Linked DNA regions of Homo sapiens: region 1 is linked to region 2. A link is a loop called in an ENCODE intact Hi-C map of the cell type or tissue named here. Cell type or tissue: PC-3. All regions are shown on one strand.

Evidence for each region. Peaks named below come from ENCODE experiments on the same cell type or tissue, not always from the same donor. Only the 100,000 strongest peaks of a DNase experiment are listed, where the experiment ranks them.
Region 1: it touches region 2 in a loop (3-fold over the local background); 2 of 110 quality-filtered maps call a loop at or near these places.

The regions. Positions count from the first base shown.
Region 1 is chr9:20,424,995-20,429,994 of GRCh38, forward strand. The region is part of intron 4 of MLLT3 (MLLT3 super elongation complex subunit); the gene reads right to left. Among named protein-coding and RNA genes, the nearest start is that of MIR4473, 16 kb to the left of the region's middle. In PC-3, no CTCF peak of the experiment used is centred here; no DNase peak of the experiment used is centred here.
Region 2 is chr9:20,550,133-20,555,132 of GRCh38, forward strand. All of the region lies in intron 2 of MLLT3 (MLLT3 super elongation complex subunit), which reads right to left. Among named protein-coding and RNA genes, the nearest start is that of MIR4474, 50 kb to the left of the region's middle. RefSeq lists an enhancer at 1,755-1,814. In PC-3, a CTCF peak has its summit at 2,964 (motif pointing right); a DNase peak (open chromatin) is centred at 1,219; H3K4me3 peaks cover 1,069 bases; H3K27ac peaks cover 3,378 bases.

The DNA.
Region 1 (5,000 bases), 130 kb before region 2:
AGACAAGCACAGAAGACTTAACATTTTATTACATAGCACAATGTTATCAACCCTTACAACGTAAGTGTCTGAACAGAAGAGAAGGGAAATAACTTTAGGATAACCTGAACTTGAGAATCAAGGGACATTGTCCATAGTTGGTGAGCCAACTAATATAGTTCTACATTAAACATCTAGAAAGTTATAAAGGTATCCAAGAGATCAATTTAAAATGGTGTCATATTAGGTGTCATTAAAATGGTATAATATGGAGCAAATGGGTTAGATTCTCATGTAAAAATAGCAGCATAGCATATAGTTAGGAAACTCTGGACATTCACCTTAGAATTTAAATATAGAAACAGTTAAAGTGGTTCCTTCCAGAAAGTCGGAAGGAGGTTCAGGAAGATTAGAACATAGGACTTCTACTTTTTGTTAAACACTTCGCTATTTTTTTCAGCCATGTAAATATCTTCGACTTCACAAATGTACTTTATCCTCTTCCTTTTCATGCACTCATTTGCACTTTAGAGACTTTGTGAAATACATTTTGCATTAGAAAAATAAAAAGATAAATGATTCAACAATGTGACTAGTATCATTCTATGTTTTAAAAACACTTCAATTTTCCTTCTGATGTCATTTGTTATCTTACTGTTTTCGAGCAAACTACAATCAAGCATCAATCTACAGACGTAGCTTCTTACTAAGATTGCACTTTGAGTTATATACATTTAGCTTACATCATTAATAAGATGAAAAAAATCTACAAATTATATTTATAATTGAGAAATAGAAACACATGAAAAAATTTATTTCAACTATGAAGAGAAAAGAATAAGTAGTAAATTTTCATTTGCCCAGCCTTTTGTTCTAAAGAATTTAAGGTAAACCCAATAAATATTTTTTAATATTAAAAATATCCTGAAGTACTGTATTTGCACTTAAATGAAGCTTAAGTGTAAAGTACTGATTGGCAAAAATATTTAATATTTTACAAAATAATATTTTAAATAGACAAAATATATAATGCCCTTTTTTCCTCAAATGACTATGACTTGTTTCAGCTATGTTGTACGTGCTATAAAATCCTTTTGTTTCAGAATCCAATTTCATTTAAAATTCTCCTATTTATATATACTCCCTGACTTGCTATGGCTTAAGTTCTAAATCATAGTTAAGTACTACTGACTGTAAGTTATATTTAGAAGACTGTAGTTTCAAGTAAACTTCTGCCTATCTTTGTGGTTTGAAACTAAAAATTTGAAGTAATATTTATATCACTTCTCTTTCTAGGTTTTTGTATATTTAGCTTTGTACAGTTCCTGCTTTATTAAACCAGCTTAAAAACACATTGGCCAGATCATTCCAGCCTTCTCTCTTAGTACTAGCTTGATTTCTGATAATTAGCCTTGATAAATAATCGTTAAATAACAGAGAATAGCCAATCTTCAGATTATATTACTAATCACAAATAATGGCTGGAAGTATAAAATGAAAAACAGTACCTGACACACACAAATTTAATAAATATACTGCATAAATAAAAGCCCAAAGAGATGCAACTGAACAATGGGAAAATATAATCAGGTTTATGCTATCTTGTTACCTTCTCTCAGTAGTTATTTTATACATATTTATGAGGTCTCCAGCATACGCAAAGGAATATGCTGAAACTGTTAAATACTATGGCTTTGCAGAAAACAACTCGTCTAATTTGGGCAATATGGTGGACTCTTTGGGAGTTCTTACTATGATACAACTAGATATTAGATAATTACAACAAAACTTCATTGCTGGGCCGTTAAAAAAATAAAGAAAAAGTTCAAGAATCAAGAGTATATGAAAGAGAAATAGAAACATAAAAGGCAGGCCATAAAATGTGAACTACAATCACTCATGAAAGATGGGGTTGCCCTAAGGACACACGCATGACTGTGTTCTCCTGGGTCTCTAAAGACCAAACCTGGGCCCTATAGCACATTTGGAGACCTAAACCTCAGAGTCTCAACAGAAACCAAGAAGAAGCCTTTACAAATCTGCTGTTGGGGAAAAATACTCTGAATTCAGGTCTCAGGATTCCCAATGTTCACCTAAATCAAATACGAATTCGCGATTTAAAAATATTCCTGAACACAAAGAAACAAGCCACCATGATGTGAGGTAAAAGGACCTTAAAGACTTACTATAGGGAAATCATCAAATGCAGACTATAAATAACTATATATGAAGTATAAAAAGGAAAAACACTGGAATCCAAAAAGCGACCAAGCAATAAGAAATTAATAAGAATGACTGGGCCACTGAAAAGAAACAAATACGACTTTAAGAAATGAAAAAAAAAAAACACTGTTGGAATCAATATCTCAATGGACTAGTTAAACAGCGGACTGAACACAGCTGAAAAGAATTAGTGAACTGGAAGATAAATATGAATAAACTGCCATAATACAAAGACACAAGAAAATGGGAAATATAAAAGCTATTAAGATACATGGAGAACAGAATAAAAATAACAAATATCAAATTAGAGACCCAGAAAGAATAAAGAACATAGGGACACAATGGTGGAAATTTTCCAAATATGATCAAAGTCATGAATCTACAGATAAACCAAGTATAGTATAAAAATAATATACATAAATTAAAAGGAATTTAATCCTAGACACATTGTACTAAAAATGAAGAACACCAAAACAAAAAAACTATAAAGACAGTAAGAAACAAGAGATCATGTATTAAAAAAAGAGCTAGTGGTACACTGGTGCCAGCTAATAGAGGCTTGACTGGGAGCCAGCTGTTAAATTTTTAGGAATTTTTTTCAGCCAGTTTTTAAACAGTAAATGCACTGTATAAATTAAACAAGACTATTATTTTATATAATATAAAATTGCAAGCAGAGAAATATTAAAAGCAGTGGTAATTAATAATCAAAACTCAGCACTTTCTAATTAGTTTACTACATATTATTATTTGCTGTTTTCTTGAGGTAATTCTCTCTGTTGCATAGGATGGCAGAAATAATTCATAACTGTATGTTCTTTCCAACTTTGCAATAACTGATATAATACGGTGAGAGTATTTCCACCACACAAATAAGTAAACACTAAAAATCATGACTTTTTCCCTCAGAAAGATAGTTGCTAAACATCAGAAAAACCCTAAATCAGACTTACACCAGACTTCACAAAAACAATAGAAAAATATTTTCAAATATTGAAAGGAAGTAAGTAAAAACCTAGAATTGTAAAACCAGAAAAAACACTTTCAAAATAGGGGCAATAATCAAAACTTTATAGATTAACACAAACTGAGTGTTTACTAACAGGAGCCTTTTAGTAAAAGAACATCCACAGGATTTATATCAGGAATAAGGAAAACTAGTTTAAGAAGACATTATGGTAATATAATTATGCTAAAATTTAAAAACGTTTTAATGTTTTTAAAAAAACTGTATATATTTGGAATTATAAAAATATACTTCAATAATTTTCAGGTTAAAGAAGAAATTAAAATAAAAATTTTCAACTTCATCACATTGAATGATAAAGAAAATGCTACATTAATTTTGTGGAATTAAAATAGGACTTGAAAAAATTTTAGCCACCAATCCTCGTCTGTGAAGAAAATGATGGATGATAAATGCACAGAAGAATAATAAACTCAAGCAAAAGAAAGACTACAAAGATTTTTGTAACCCTAATAAAACAGTCAACAAAGCCTAAGGAAAGAACTTTGAAAAGAACTAATAAAATTCACAGTCCTCACTGAAAGACTGAATTAAAACAAAGGAGAGAAAGCGTAAATACAGCATAGGAAGAAAAAAATAAGAAAACATCTACAAGTATAGCACAGATAAAACAGATAAGAATATATCATAAATAATTTTATTGCAACAAATGTGAAAGCAAACCTTGGGAAAAATGTAACTTACCAAAGCTGACTCCCCCAAAAAAATAAAAATTAGGAAGAATCCTGTATTAATATCAGATAAGTAGTTTGAAATCTTCCTACAAAGAAAACATCAAGCCCACAGGGTTTTAGAAGCAAGTTCTAGGAAAAGATAATTTTAACGTTAAAGAAACTCTTCTAAAGAATAGAAAAGACAGGCAGGTATGGTAGTTCATGCCTGTAATCCCTGTGGTTTTAGGAGGCCAAAGTGGGAAGAGTGCTCTCTTGAGGCCAGAAGTTCAAGACCAGCCTGGGCAATATAGCAAGACCCCACTGCTAAAAAAGATTTAAAAATTAGCCAGGCATGGTGGCACACACCTATAGTCCTAGCTAATCAGCAGGCTGAGGCAGGAGAATCCCTTGAGCCCAGGAGTTGGAGGCTGAAGTGAGCCATGACTGCACCACTGCACTCCAGCCTGGGCAACAGGGTGACACCCTGTCTCTTAAAAAACTAATAATAATAGAGAAAAGGAAACATATTTTATTTCCTGTGGTTAATATTATCAAAGCAACAAATCCTACCAAGAAGAGTAAGAAAAAGAAGCATATGGCCTAATCTAACTCAAGAATATAAATGCAAAAATTTTTGAATAGAATATTAGCATAACTAATCCAATTGTAGGGGGGAAAAAAAGGAAAAAAATCTAATAGACCAAAACCACATTGGGTTTAATCCCAAAATTCAAGAGTACTTTGGCGTGACAAAAATGCTTGTCAAGCACTACATTAACAGATTAAAGGAGAACAAAACCATCTGTTCATCTCAATAGATACTGAAACGTTTTCTGATAAAATCAAAAATTCATCCATGGTTTTTCAAAAAATGAAAACAAACAAAATTCCTTACAAACATGACTAGGAGATAAATTCCTTAACTTGAAAAAGAGTAGCTACCAAAGTCCCATGGAGACAACCTTCTAAATAGCAAATTATTAGAATCAGTCCCTTTGTAATCAGTTTTTACTGGTATTCCTACTAACTCAGGACTGCAAAATGCACTGGGGGGAAAAGGATAGGAAAATTGGAAATAAGACAGGTATGTGTCATTATTCACATTTAATTGTCCACAC
Region 2 (5,000 bases):
ACAATAGTTCTAATCCCACGTAACAAGGTTGATAATGAATTGCCAACTATTTCTAGTTTCTCTACTCTTACTTGCCCCAAAAGCTCAAAGCACTTCATGAGAGAAGTGACTTACAAATAATAATGACAGAAGCACCCAAGTAAAAGGGGAAAAGTAAGGACCCAGATACACAGCCCTTCCTTCATCAGAGATGTGTATTTCACCCTGGCTTTCCACCCTATTGTTCTTATTGTATGATTCCCTCTTTTCTTGCACTTGGATTTCTTCCTTGGTGCCATTCGTTTCACTGTGTGTGTGTGTTGTTGTTTTTTATTTTTGAGACAGGTCTTGCTTTGTCACCCAGGCTGGAATGCAGTGGCACAATCACAGCTCACCATAACCTCGGCCTCCCAGACTCAAGTGATCCTCCCACCCCACGAGTAACTGGGACCACAAGCACACACCACCACCACATGACTAAATTTTTTTTTATAGACAGAGTCTCACTATGTTGCCCAGGCTAGTCTTGAACTTCCTCGGCCTCTTTAAAATGTTGGGATTACAGGCATGAGCCACTGTGCCCAGCTGTGTGTATTTTTTAATATGATAAAGCTTGTTTAATATGTTACAAAGTCTTATTTATTTTATTTATTTAGTTTTTTAAGAGACAGGGTCTCACTCTGTTGTCCAGGCTGGACTGCAGTGGCATGATCATAGCTCACTATAACTACAACCTCCTGGGCTCAAGCAATCCTCCCACCTCAGCTTCCCAAGTAGCTAGGACTACAGGCATGTGCCATCATGCCCAGCTAAATTTTTTTCATTTTTTTCTTGGTAGAAATGGGGTCTCACTACATTAACCAGGCTAGTCTCAAACTCCTGGCCTCAAGTAATCCTCCCACCTTAGCCTTCCAAAGACTGGGATTACAGGCGTGGGCCACAGCACCCAGCCACAAAGTTTTCTTTAAATGGCCAATTCGGCTGAGGAAAAAAATACTCATCGTGAAAATCAAGTAGGTCAATATGTTGGCTAAAATTTCCAATTGCCTTTAGCAGCCAGCAGATATGAAAGTAAAAGGAACAATCCCAATCCTTGAGTTTATTTTTAGGCTCCCCAAGAAAGAATAATAACATACCTGGTTTAATTTCTCAAGTACTCCTATATTTGATAACTCACTGAGCTGCTTTTTGTGGCCTCTGTGACTCTTTAATCCAATGCATTCCACAAAGCAAAGATCACTTTAAAGCACTCTCCCCACCCCATCCTCTTTCTCACAAAAGGTGATGTTTCATTTTCCCAACTTCCTTTTGGTAAATTATTACATGGACCTGCTTTCCCTGGGAAAAGTCCAGAAGCATATCTTCTAATTTAAGGAATGTACCAAACATTTTGAGTCCTACAGACCCTTCTGATTGGTCATGAATGTAACAATCAGCCTTTCTCCTGTGACACTTTTAATTCAAAAACAAACCCAAGGCAACCTTCAAAGCTGAAAGTGCTGAAATTCCAGAATCAGAAAAGAAAAAAAAACTTGCTCATTGATCAAGGTGACACAGTGCATGACTTCAGTATTTAATAGAGTGCTAACTACTGTATACTTAAATCAACTTCCATAAATTCCCAATGATGATACAAACCATTTACCTGGAGGCCCCAAAACATAAAATCTATGACAGACTTTGATATTAATTTTTATTGAACATTAACATTACACCCTATAGACATGAACATATTACCTACGATTTATGCAGCAGTAGACTTTTGTAACCTCACGAAATTCATGTTGTTAAGTCTTCATTCAACCCCCATCCCCCTACGTGCACAAACAAATACACAAACCTGCTCTGATAAAATCAACAATTACACTTGCTTCCCTCTCTGAGTTGCCAAGTCATCAGATCCACCCACCCGGATCCCTTTATGACTGTAAAGTTTATGGATTACTTATTTCTCACGGGTTTTGCTTCCTGACATACTGTAACCACTTTCCTTTTATAAAGCTCTGATCAATTCTCAGAAGCATATTGGCAGAGGACAGTGAGCAACAGTAGCAAAGATGTTTTTAGGATTTTATTACTTGGAGTCTTGTTTGCAAAGAACTTTACACTCACATCAGAGCCTTCTTACACTTTAGAAATGGAAGCATTCGTAATCCTATTTAACACACACCAAAAATAAGGTTAAGTCACTTGCAAAAGACCACCCAGTAGATACAAGGTAGAGTTCAGGTGCAAGGTAGCAAGTGTTCCATCTACCCTTTTAATTTCCTCAGCCACCAAAATTCAAGTTTTTGTTTTTTAATTAAGGCTGACATCACTCGTGTGAGCAGAATCAGCTCATCACATGCGGCACCACTAGCAGCTAGACTCTAGCTGCTAGAACATCTCCTTCCCAGTTTGTTGTTGTTATCGTTGTTGTTGTTGTTGGGGCAGAATAGACGGTTTGAGAGCAGAAGAGGCGAGAACAGAACCTATGAGCCCAGTGATAGGTGTGATAATAAAGACGAGTTTTGAGTTTCTGATAAGCAGTTTATTTTTAAGGACCCAAAATAATCTACCTTGACATTCCTCCCAAGTAATACATTCATGTTTTTCTTGATAACAATATAACTGTTATCCAAATAAACCTTAGATTTACTTAGGAAATAGTTTTAATAGAAAGTTTAAGAAGTCAAATATAAGACTAGTATTACCATATAAAAATCCCACGTAGAATCTACTTTTTCTCATCAGGCAAGGTCCCAAATAAAAAACCACTTTCAGTAATGAGCCTTGTAAAGGTACAACCTAAATGTTTTTTATATGCTTATCAAAAAGTTGCAAGGTAAAAAAATAAAATTTTTGTCTCATGAAAATTCAAAACCACATACAAAATTTGTATTTTTCTAATTAAGACTTTCCCTACATTGGACATCCAGAAAGTACTACAGAACATATGAGAATCTGATCTTTTATTATGAGTAATAGGTGTTTCTTCTTCACCACCAGAGGTCAGAATCCAGAATTAAGTCCTTATTTTTCTAAAGTATTAAAGTTTTATACTTTAACCTCATGAATCTTGGAGCAACTTTAAAAGCCACTTAAAACAAAACAAAAAAGCCCTCATTTCTCGACACTAAATGTAACTGTAGAAAACAGTTTCACAAAGGAAGAAGAGAGGGCAGACATTCTGGTTATTTCTTCCCCCAAAATACTCTAGAAGAGCTTATATGCATATCCACAAGGAGGTAATAGTTGTTGAGTCGGCCTCACATTTATTCGCAGATTCAACAAAGGACAGCTGACAAGCATGTGCCAGGCATGGTGTTAGGTGCCCAGGACATGAGAGAAAAAAAATCCCTCCACTCATGGAGAAATCTGACCTCAATTCCATCTGACCTCAATTCATCTGTAACACTCATTCAACAAACACACTGAACACCTCCTAGAGCCAGCATGTTTGGAATGAACGATTTGTCTATATAAGATCCTGCTCATTATCTTGCCTTTCTACTGAAATAGAGTTTATCCCATGCCTATGACAGAAAATTCATCTCTAAATATTATTCTACTATTCACTGGACTTCCCCCAAAAGGCTGGTCAAATTACTTGACCTTTTAGACATTCTTATCTTACAGATCTAGAAGACAGGAAACAACAGGAGCTTGAATATGTAACTAAGTTTTTATAACTACATTAGAAACTTTCCTTGCCTGTACAAGACAAAAAATAAACAGCTTTTTTTTTTTTAATTTACAATTCACAAAAATAGACAATCACAACCCTCCTGGCAAAAGAAAATGTTCCCAGAATACTAAATACTAATTTGAGGAAAACTTCACATACTAAAATCACAAATCTCTGAGTCAGGTATTTCTCTTTAGAGAAAAGCAAATCAATTGTAATGGTCCAGCAGCTTTTCATACCCTTGATAATGACTAGTTTCTTCCACATAAGAATTTTCCTTTTCCTCTCTGTTCAGTTCCAAATACTGTTTGTTCAAACTGAATCAATTTCATATTTAGGATTTTTAACTGGATCACACTTTCTGCCTAACATTTTTCATATAACCCCTCATTAAAGAGACATTAACAATTTCAATCAAACCAATTCCACTTCCTTACCCAAAAACTTAATTTCCTGTACAGTACTGCTTTCATTTCACCTTTAAAAAAATCTCAGTTCACAATTTTTTAAAGACCTCTGTTCTCTATTACTTAAGAAAATTCATAGTCTGGCAGAATATGCACCAATACAGGTTGTTACAAGTTTGGCTACTCAGTTTCTGATGGATCTTCTGGTACATAAAACCAAATTACATATTCAAGCTCCTGTCCCTACTTAAAATTCATTTTTAAAATTACTGAACACCAAAAATGGATGACATGAACAAAATATACTCACAGAATGTTACAACAGTCCATATAAGATGCAATAAGAAAGAAAATCAATGAAACAATATTATAAATTGCACAAAACTCTCAATAAAACAAAGTTCAGCAAAACAAAGCTGATTATATATACTTTAAACTTTTAACTGACTTCACTTACCTCTCAATCTGACAAGGATACCTACTTTCCCTCTGTAAAATACATGGGTGACACCCTCCAAAGAGCAAATGTATATAGCTATTAAGTACCTCTCCCATAATATACTTAGTACAAGGCATCTTGTTTGTTCCGAAACCTGGCTTTTTGCTTTTGTTCTTGACCATTTGCTCTTGTACTTAAGTAATTTATTATTTTGTTAACCAATAAAATGAGGGTGAAAAATGACTACTTTTGAAAAACTAAATTAACTACTTTGCAGATACTCAAACGGAAGTGGCTAAATTAATAACTGCCTAATGAACGGTGGAAAGAGAATTTAAGTCTGTAAGAAACAATAATTTTAATCTTAATTTTAATTATTCCTTTCTAATTAATTAACTACAACTAGACCAAGTAGTCAGCTGGTGTCGAATTAAGAAGTGTTTCGTGAAGCTAAACAAATATGATAAAGCATATGGTGGTGGCCACTCCCAATCATCCCCTTCCCCAG